2 separate regions of the Homo sapiens genome follow, and region 2 is linked to region 1. A link is a contact called in ENCODE Hi-C or POLR2A ChIA-PET data. All regions are on one chromosome and are shown on one strand. Each heading gives the region's core, a stretch centred on a gene start or an enhancer-like site at or near the end of the contact. The rest is flanking DNA. Distances are from core to core; before and after follow the strand shown.

Region 1 (5,074 bases), core at 1,457-3,956:
AGTCATGCAGAACCACTGGGCATGGGAGTGGGTTGGTTCCAATGGAAAGGGTTGCACCTGAGCCTCCTCGGACATAGACGCAGAAATGAGAACAGGTGGGAAAGGGTCGGTGAGGCGGGGTAGAAGAGAAGGAGTGAAAGGGGCCCTCGAACATGGTTCAGTGTAGAGGGCTAACTTTAATAATGCTTGCTCGTTCTGCAACGGACTCTTTAGTCCGAATGCCAAGGTCTGCAGGCCCTCCCTATCTCCCTGACCTCACCTCCTCCATGCCCCACCCCCTCGGTCTCAGCACTCCAGCCCTGTGCCCCTCCGACATGCCCAGCCTTTCCTACCCCGGGGCCTTTGCACACACTGCAACCACAATGTCACTTCCCCAGATCTCTCTGAATGACGCTCTGCCTTTGCAAACTTGCCCAGGGTCCTGTGGCCTTAGCCATTGTTCAAAGTTAGAAATGAACCTCCCCCCAGTATGCTAGGCTGGCCTGGGCATCCCTGACTAGAGAACATACCCCTCATGGGGCAGCCCAAGGAGAAAGCAAAGGGACTCCTCAAGAATCCATTGACTGGCTGGGCACGGTGGCTCATGCCTGTAATTCCAACACTTCGGGAGGCCAAGGCAGGCAGATCACTTGAGATCAGGAGTTTGAGACCAGCCTGGCCAACATGGTGAAACCCCGCCTCTACTAAAAATACCAAAATTAGCCAGGTGTGGTGGCACGTGCCTGTAATCCCAGCTACTCGGGAGGTTGAAGCAGGAGAATTGCTTGAACCTGGGAGGCAGAGGTTGCAGTGACCCAAGATCGTGCCACTGCACTCCAGCCTGGGTGACAATGCAAGACTCTGTCTCAAAAAAAAAAAAAAAAAAAAGAATCCATTTACTTGGGGATCTTGGAGAATAGAATTGGCCAATCATTAAAAACTTTTTTTTTTACATTAAATCCACTAATGGAATAGAAAGCAGAATTTCCTTGAGATTAAAAAAAAAAACCCCACAAGGCATGAGAAAATTGAGGGGGACGGTGTGGCTGGCACCCACATGGATAGGTTGGGGGGCATCACTACCAGCTTCTGCTCTTACAGGGTCCAGAGGTGCACAGCACCCTCCTTCTCATCCTGCAGCCCTCTGCTCCAGTGGGCCCATCTCTGACTCCCAGCACTTTCCCCACCTTTATTCCTACCTGGTTGTCATCCTCTGCCTAACCCTTAGGCTGCTTTATCTTAGGAAGCTTTCTCTCCACCTGATGTTAGTCTTAATCTGTTTATTGTCTTTCACACACATACACACACACACACACAGAGTGTAATCACTATGAGGGCAGACACTACGCTTGTCTGGTTCCCTGCCACGCCTCCAGCCCCAAGAACAGTGCCTAACACATAGGAAGTGCTCAGCAAATATTTGATCAATGAAGGAATAAAAATGTCAGCATATTCTGCACATCTCCTACCCATCCCCCAACACTTTTTCCATTCCTTCTGGACTCTGCAATCTTTCTCAAAGGAAATAAAAAATAGTCCTGGGCTTATCTGGACCTGATCTGATCAAAGAAAAAAAATGTATTTCTTTTAAATCTCTTGAAAACAAACACCACAGGCTTAGAACACCAAGTTCTTAATGTAAGCAAACAGAACCTGCTGGCTGAATTCTAAGAAATGAGCCCTGGCTTGGTATCAAGCATAGGTTGTGGGGCCGATGACTTCACATGTGACTCAGTTACCCCAAATTTCAGGGGGAATCCATTTCAAAATCAAAACGTCAACATGGAAAGTGGAGGGTGGCTTTGTTTGGGCATTCCTGCAAGAAGGCAGGCTTTCTGAAAAGATGCTATGTTATAGATAACTCATCCACAAAAGGGGGGCAGGAGGGATGGGGAGAAACCCCAGGATTGGGTGTATTTCTCGGCTAAGGCTTTGGATGCAAACTGATCCGGGAATGCGTGATCCTCCAAAAATCCACCAGCCCCCAAAGTGCTTGAGTTACCCCTCCGACCACAGCCACATGGAAAATGAAATTAAATCCCACGGAAAGATTTGACTTTTTTAACATTATGCAATGTTTGGGTGAAAAAAGGGGGGTGGGGAGAGGGAGATCAGAAAAAAATTCATCTTTTTCCCAGAGTTTAGCAGAGCTATTTCTAGCTTTTAATGATACATTTCACCATCACTTCATGGGTAGTTTTGAGAGGCGCGAAGGCGGGACCGGTTCTGTTATGTAACCCATTTAAAGTAGGAAATTAGCAAGTCCTGAATGAATTCTGTCACTGTGCTCCCACTTCTGGAAAATTTGGAGCGACTACAGTTCTATTTTGAGGTGAGCAAATCCATCATTTATAGACCTCCTCACAAATACCACAGGGCTTCATGTCACCCTGAAAAGTTTCATAACAAAAACACTAAAAGTACTTGGGGTGTTGGTACATTTCGTCTCAAAACCTTATTAGACTGAACAGTGAATTGGCAAAGCTTCCTACTTGCCAATTATTCAAAAATGCAAATATCCAAGAGCAAATAAATATTCATCTCTCACCCTCCCTGCCTTTTTTTTTTCCTTTTTTTTTTTTTTAACTAAGTCCAGCAAAATATTCTGGTCAACAACATGAAAAGAAATGTCTGTTTTTCACGGAGCCTCTGGCCATGAAATAAATTCTGAAGCTATGAAAGCACAGTCTTGAAACTCAGGGCAGTTGGGCACGTGGGGTCCGGCTGGTTGTGGAAAACAGGAAACAGCAATGTCTTTCAGTCCTCAAGTTCCCCCTAGCGGCTCCGGCGGAGGAGTGTCCGCACATGGACGGAAGTTCACTGCAGGCAAATGCAGAGGCTTAAGGTCGTGCAGGGATAGCACACGTTTAAGGGAAAGCATGGTCGGTCCCTACCTTTGAAACCACATACCTTCCTTTTGCTGCTGTCATGAGATAACACAACTAAGTTACAATTATCTTTCTAATCTATATACTGAGGATGGCCCTTTCCATTGAGAACCAAAAAGAGGGAACCAGCAGCTCACACTGCAGACAGCCACTAATTACACCATTTGGTATAGTATTTGGTATAGTAGGCGGAGGCATAACTTGCTTCCTGAGACACACGAGCTTATACCTCCGGGCCCTTTTACAAATACAGACAGACAAATGGTACAGCTGACACGTGCCAATTAAATTAGGGTTTCTCTGGCTGGGCGTATGGGCTCATGCCTGTAATCCCAGCACTTTGGGAGGCTGAGGCAGGCAGATCACCTGAGGCCTGGAGTTCGAGACCAGCCTGGCCAACATGGTGAAACCCCGTCTCTACTAAAGATACAAAACTTAACCGGGCGTGGTGGCAGGCCCAGCTACTCAGAAGGCTGAGGCAGGAGAATCGCCTGAACCTGGGAGGCGGAGGTTGCAGTGAGCCAAGATTGCACCACTGCATTGCAGCCTAGATAACAGGGCAAGACTCCACCTCGAAAAAAAATAATTAGGGTTTCTCAATGTTGGCACTTTTGACACTTTGGGCTCTGTTGTGGGGGCCACCCTGTGAATCACAGGGTGTTCGGCAGCATCTCTTGCTTGTAGCACTCCTCTTCCCCGAGTTGTAACAACTGAAAAGGTCTTCATACCGCCACGTGTCCCCCAAGGGACAAAAATCACCCAATTGATTTCAACTACTTCCTACACAAAAGCTTTTTTTGTTTTGTTTTGTTTTGAGACGGAGTCTTGCTCTGTTGCCCAGGCAGGAGTGCAGTGGCACAATCACGACTCACTGCAGCCTCGACCTCCGAGGCTCAGGTGATTGTTCCGCCTCAGCTTCCCAAGTCGCTGGGACCACAGGCTTGAGCCAGTACACCCAGCTCGTTTTCTTGTATTTTTTGTACATGAGTTTCACCACGTTACCCAGGCTGGTCTCAAACTCTGGGCTCAAGCAATCCTCCTGCCTTGGTCTCCCAAAGCTGGGATTACAGACATGAGCCACTGCGCCGGGCCTTAAAAATTTTTTCTGCCTAAAACTTAACTGACTGTTCCTATATGTTCCATCCCTCGATAAAAAAAAAAAAAAAAGATTCCAGTCATCGAGGACCGTGTATAGAAATACAATATGAAGCTTATGGTTTTCATCTTATTTTCCATTTATATCTATCACCTTTTGAAATTCTGACACGTCTGGGATGGACAATAGTACAAAATAATAAATAACATGCATTGATTTGGGGTTTTTTTTGCCAAAATCAAAATAATTTTCTGAACTGGAAAGAGTTTTCTTTACATTTCATGTACCATGAAATAAAGAAAAAATAGGAGCGTTATAATAAAAAGTCCTCATTTTGATACCAGAATTCATGTTTCTGTACAAATTAAAATAATCCCCCAAGGCAGAACGTACACAAGCTTTATTGGGCAACAGCAACGAGCCACGCTGGCAAACAATGAAAGTAGAGTCGCTCAGAAACACGAAAGATCATATGTGTGTCATCACAGCATCGAGAATTTAAATCATCTGGAAGTTCCTGCTAAATTAAAGCATACTGTGCCAGAGCTCCCCTCTAATCAAAAAACGCTGTCCTGGTGAAAATTTGCAATGAGGATTACAGAGAGAGAGATCAACCAATGAGGAAATCACAGACTCTTACATGAGTTTACAGTTAACCCCACTGCAACAAAATAATAAATTAGCCATAATTTGTTTTTTTTGCAAATACCATGCCCCCCACCTGACCCCACAAACACAACAGTCACTGACATGGCCCAGCTATATTAACAGACTGCGCCTCAAACCATGCTGTGGCGGAGAAGACAGATTCACGGGTAATGCCGCTTTGGCCTGAGAAGATGCTTCGGAGCTCCAGGTGGAGGAGCTGCTCACGCTGCAGGATGCTTTGCAGGTTCATTCAAAACCAAATTTTTTTCCAAGAAGAACTGGACATAATTCATGGGAATATTTTAAGTATATATAAGTGGCAAAAAAGCTGTACATTAAAAGAAGGGGGAGAAATAAAATGTGTTGTATTTACAAAGCTCTTTGTATATTTTTTTAAATGAAAACAAAGCTGGGAGTGATAGAATTTTAATGCAATGAAAACCAAATAATTCTTCAAAAAACT
Region 2 (5,074 bases), core at 1,250-3,749, 66 kb before region 1:
CACAGGGTGAACAAAGCAAGCTACAGCTTGCTCCTATACTACAACAGCAGAGTTGGTAGTCTGGGAACCGAATGGCCCCCAAAGCCTGAAATATTTACTCCTTGGCCCTTTAGAGAATTTTACAACCCCACACTCGACCCAGAGCTCCGTCAGTGTTGGGCCCGTGTCACTGTGGCCCAGCATTGTCTGCCAAGCACCTACCACAGGGCCTGGCACTTGCAAGCCCCCATAAACATTTGCCGAGTGGCTGAGAGAATAAGTAAATATAAGAACCATGTCCGGGGCCTGCCAGCCAGAAACAAGCCCTCTTCCTGCTTTGGGGGACCCCAGGTGGCCACCCCAGTGAGCCTCAGCCTCCTTGTTCCCTTTCTGGGCTATCCTAGAGGAAATACTGTCCAGTTTAGCCAAGCTGATCTCTTAGGGTCCATATGGTACCCCTACTTCCAAAATGGCTCCCCACAGCTCTTAGGTAAAAATAAATGACCCCCGCCAGGCAGCCTGGCTGGGCCCTGCCTGTGCATCTACCCTCGCCTGCATTCACTCTCTCCCCTCCCTCTCTCTGAACTCCAGCCAAAGGGGAGTGTGGTGATTTTTGTTTTGTTTTTGAGGTCTTACTCAGCTGCCCAGGTTGAAGTGCTGTGGCGCAATAATAGCTCACTGCAGCCTCCACCTCCCAGGCTCAAGCAATCCTCCCACCTCAGCCTCCCAAGTAGCTGGGACTACCAGTGCACACCACCGGGCTCAGCTAATTTTTTTTTATTTTTAGTAGACAGGAGGTCTCACTATGTTGCCCAGGCTAGTCTCCAACTCCTGAGCTCAAGTGATCCTCCCACCTCAGCCTCCCAAAGTGTTGTGATTACAGACGAGAACAACCGTGTCTGGCAAAGGGGAGTTTTTAAAAGCATCAAGCTCCTTCCTGCCCCGGGACCTTGGTACTTGCTGCTCCCCCTGCCTCAACAGCTCCTCCCCTACCCACTGCCAGGCCCCCTTCTCCACAGGACTAAAGCCCATTCATGCCCATGAGCTGGGCTTAAGTACTGCATGCTTCTAGAAGGACCCCTGACCACTTGACTAGCTCAGGCCCCACTCACAGGCCCCTGCTGTGTTCTGTGCACATCTCACCATAACGACTGAGGAACTGTGGAGTGCTCCGTTTCCCTCGACCTCCAGTCTGCCCTTCCCTCGACCTCGAGATCCACCCCCACCAATCAGCAAATGCCATGAGGACTCTTGCTCCGCCATGCCCCTAAGCACTTGGAATGGTCCTGCCACTAAACAGGCCCTCAGAAAGGATGTGTTGGCTGAATGAATGAGGCAAGTTCAGAAAAGTCTACCTGGAATAAACTATTACTCAAAGATGCTAATATCCAAACCAAAAGATAGAAGGCTATAACTCTAGAGAGGGTCATTTTGTAATATCCATGAAAATTCCAAACACACGTGCCCCCGGAACCACATGTGCCCTCGGAACCAAGCAATGCTACTTTTAGAAATTCATCCTGGGCCAGTCATGGTGGCTCACACCTGGAATCCCAACCGTTTGGGAGACAGAGGTAGGAAGATTGCTTGAGGTCAGGAGTTTAAGACCAGCCTGGGCAACGTAGAGACCCCATCTCTAAAACAAAAATTTTTTTTTCATTAGCTGGGCATGGTGGCACCTACCTGTAGTCCCAGCCACTGGAGAAGCTGAGGTGGGAGGATCAAGGCTGTAGTGAGCCATGATCGTACCACCACCTCCCAGCTTGGGTGACAGGATGAGAACCTGTCCCAAAAAAAAAAAAAAAAAAAAATTCTTCCTGCAGATATACTCTCACCTGTGCAAAATGACCTGTGTATGCTTAAGATTCATTACTACAACCCTGACTGTAATCCCAAAAGACTGGAAGCAACCCAAAGCCCATCTATTGGGGATGAATTAATTCTGGCTCATTCATATGATGGGATACAGTATAGCTACAAAAAGGCCTGAAGAAGTTCTTTATGCATTGACATGGAATGACCACTGAGATTTAGTATTAGAGAAAAGCAAGCTGTATAGTGTGCACAGCATAAAAAGTGAGAGGATGTACACAAACACAGAGAGATGTACACACAATGTACACAGACAGATGTACACACAGATGTATACAGATTACACCTGCACATATATACACAGATGTACAGATGTACACGCACAGACAGATGTACACACACATATGTACACACACAGACAGATGTACACGCACAGCTGAAGGATGCACAGGCTTTCTCTGGAAGTCACAAGTAATAGTGACATCCTCCAGGGAGGGGAACTAAGGAATGGGAGGACAGTGGCATGGCAGAAAGGAGACTTCCTTTGATTTGTGTAATTGTGTAAGAAAATAAATGTAACTCCCAAAAGAAACATTTTTAATTTTATTTCATAGGTGGTAGGTGACATAGCATGATATACAGTAATGAAACCCTGTTTTACGAAGCAGGAAATGAAGAGTGCAGTCCTGCTCCGCCACTAAGTAGCAGCGTGACTTTGGAAAAGTCCCCCACCCACTGGAGGCCTCAACACCTTCTCATTTATAACTGAACAGCATTAAACTGAATCAGTTTCCTTGGTGGCTTCTGGCTCTGAAATCCTTTGATTTTTCTAGCTAGCATCTGTAAGGCCTGGAGTTCTTGTGAGGCTGTAGTTTAATGTAAATGTGTATTTGAATTCGCACATACACACACACACGCCTTCCTAGAAGGTAACAGAGCACAGAGTTTTAATCTAGGAAAAGAGGAATGTCAAACCCATGGCCGACAACATTCTGAGAATTCACTGCCCTTCGAACCAGAAAAACAAAACACAAAAAGTTTCTTAGCAAAAATTCCGGCCGTATCAGAAGAACTGCACTGTATCTTATCAGAAACACACCCTTGGGGCTGATGTGCACAGTCCACAGAAACGCAGTCCTGAAAACACACATCACTCACACTCCCTAGGAGCTCTGAAAAACAGAAAGCTCCAGTGTGCTGAGCAAAAGTATTTAAAGCATTTACATTGGTTTTCATTAATCCAAGCGGCAGTTTTTTTTTTTTCCTCTTGACAAGACTTTAAATGTTTACCAGCAAGCAGGGAATATGAAGATAATTAATAATCATTTAATTCTCAGTCCCCTGGGTATTTGACAGTAAATTTCACAAATAGCACATCATTAAAATATTTCTCTAAGTCAGTGGCTGAGATTCGTCACTATTTCTCCTTAAACAACTGCCACGCTCACAGGCGGCTTTCTTACAGTCATCACGATGCCCGCACGGCACTGGGTGAAGTTAGTTTCATCTCAGAACCACCAAATGTTCTCAGGAGGATTTCCAAAAAGCTTGCTTTTTTTTTAACCACTTGCACGATCTTTGCTCTATCCATGTGCCACCAAAAAGTATTTACTTAATACTTCTAGTATTTAAATTCACTCACTTATTTTTTTTTTATTTTAAAAGGAAACTTTACACCACTACTGCAGATGGAAAATCAATGTCACCTCCATAAATAGAAGGTAGGGTAAAAATACAATAAAAATAAAACTTACTAAATTCAAGCAAGACACAGTGGCTGGGCAAAGGCTCTGAGTCTGAGGCTTTATACAGCCCCGCCCCCGCCAATGCTTCTGCGGTATAACTCATATACACAGATGTCAGTGTTTTGAGTATAGAGTTTGACGAGTTTTGCCAAATGTCATACATTCTTGCTACCACCAACATAATCAAAATATGGAACATTTCCAAGACCCCAGAAAGTCAAGACCTAGGAACAGGGAAAGGGAGGAGCCAGTGTTAGAAAGAAAGGTGTCAATGGTACAGCAGTACCTCACTGAAGCGCTACTCCTTTTTTGTTTGTTTGTTTTTTGTTTTTTGAGACAGAGTCTTGCTCTGTTGCCAGGCTGGAGTACAGTGGTGCGATCTCGACTCACTGCAACCTCCGCCTCCCGGGTTCAAGCGATTCTCCTGCCTCAGCCTCCTGAGTAGCTGGGATTACAGGTGACCACTACCATGCCCGGCTAATTTTTTTGTGTTTTCAGTAGAGACAGGGTTTCACCATGTTGGTCAGGCTAGTCTCGAACTCCTGACCTCAAGTGATCTGCCCACCTCGGCCTGCCAAAGTGCTGGGATTACAGGCATTAGCCACCATGCCTGGCCTGAAACTCCACTCCTTCTGACTAGTTCAAAGAGAAAATAGCGCTGAAAAATAGTTCTTAGCACATACAACGTCCTCACTGGTGGACCACCTAAAATCCATTTCACCTACCATGGGAGGTACCTGGCCTGCATACGAAGCATCAGTACCAAAGGGAGGAAGAAGATAGAAGCAGGGATGGGGGATTCAGAGGTTGCTGCTCAAGGGCCTCTGTACCTCCATGTCACGCACATGCTGTTCCCCTTACCCAGAACTCCCTTCCATACCTCCCGACCTTACATCTCCTAACAAGCCACTATTTATCCATCATGACTTGACCTGAGCCACCCCCTCCTGGAGGCCCTCCCTGTTTCCCCAGGCTGGATCAGGCAGCTCTTCTACACTCCCAGGTCCCACAGAGTCCCACATTGAAGTCTATCTATGGATTCACTCGTCTGTCTACCCTCTAGACTCTGAGGTTCTTAGAGGCAGATAGGAGTCTTACATCAATAATTATTATGAAGATGATTATAATGCAGAAAAAGCAGCTAAAATATATTGAGAACTTACATGCTAGGCATTGTTATAAGCACATTACATGTAGTAAATTACTTGATCCTCACAGCCACCTACCCACTGGATGCCAATAGCAGCTGCCCTGTCCCTCTCCCCGTTGTGGCAACCAAAAATGTCTCCAGGCATCGCCAAACATCTCCTGCCAGGCAGGCTCGCCCCCAGCTGAGAACCACGGCTCCTGGCTTTAGAGCCCCAGCATGGCACAGGAGGCCTGCGCACAGCAGAGGCCCAAAGACTGCTGGAAGCATCAACTCATGACTCACGCCCTCAACCTGAACTGATTCAGAAATGAGACATCTTCTCACTCTCAGCCCTGGCAGGTGACGCTCATCTCTGTGGCAGACACCTGAAAGTTCTCATTCTTATCAC

Evidence for each region. Hi-C counts contacts between places; a loop is a spot of excess contacts on that map. ChIA-PET counts read pairs that join two places held with the same protein, here RNA polymerase II (POLR2A). Pooled maps may share reads with other maps.
Region 2: a map of ascending aorta shows a loop between it and region 1 (8-fold over the local background). The contact joins two enhancer-like sites. A Hi-C loop is called at or near these places in 3 of 168 maps with a recorded cell type or tissue (Caco-2, ascending aorta and endothelial cell of hepatic sinusoid), 3 of 37 single-sample maps with no recorded cell type and 15 of 50 pooled maps. POLR2A ChIA-PET finds 5 or more read pairs at or near these places in 11 of 52 experiments (BJ, Caco-2, OCI-LY7 and 7 more).

What each region holds. Positions count from the first base shown.
Region 1 is chr20:51,592,430-51,597,503 of GRCh38, forward strand. ATP9A (ATPase phospholipid transporting 9A (putative)) reads right to left here. Exons shown (of 28, transcript NM_006045.3): 28 at 4,085-5,074. Among named protein-coding and RNA genes, the nearest start is that of NFATC2, 52 kb to the left of the region's middle. Within about 2 kb of position 2,707, at least 9 of the 41 ENCODE cell types and tissues checked have a DNase peak (open chromatin) inside an H3K27ac peak, as active enhancers do; they include OCI-LY7, where a contact is called at or near this core.
Region 2 is chr20:51,526,317-51,531,390 of GRCh38, forward strand. The region is part of intron 1 of NFATC2 (nuclear factor of activated T cells 2); the gene reads right to left. Among named protein-coding and RNA genes, the nearest start is that of NFATC2, 14 kb to the right of the region's middle. RefSeq lists enhancers at 4,895-4,944, 4,985-5,074. Within about 2 kb of position 2,500, at least 7 of the 41 ENCODE cell types and tissues checked have a DNase peak (open chromatin) inside an H3K27ac peak, as active enhancers do; they include OCI-LY7, where a contact is called at or near this core.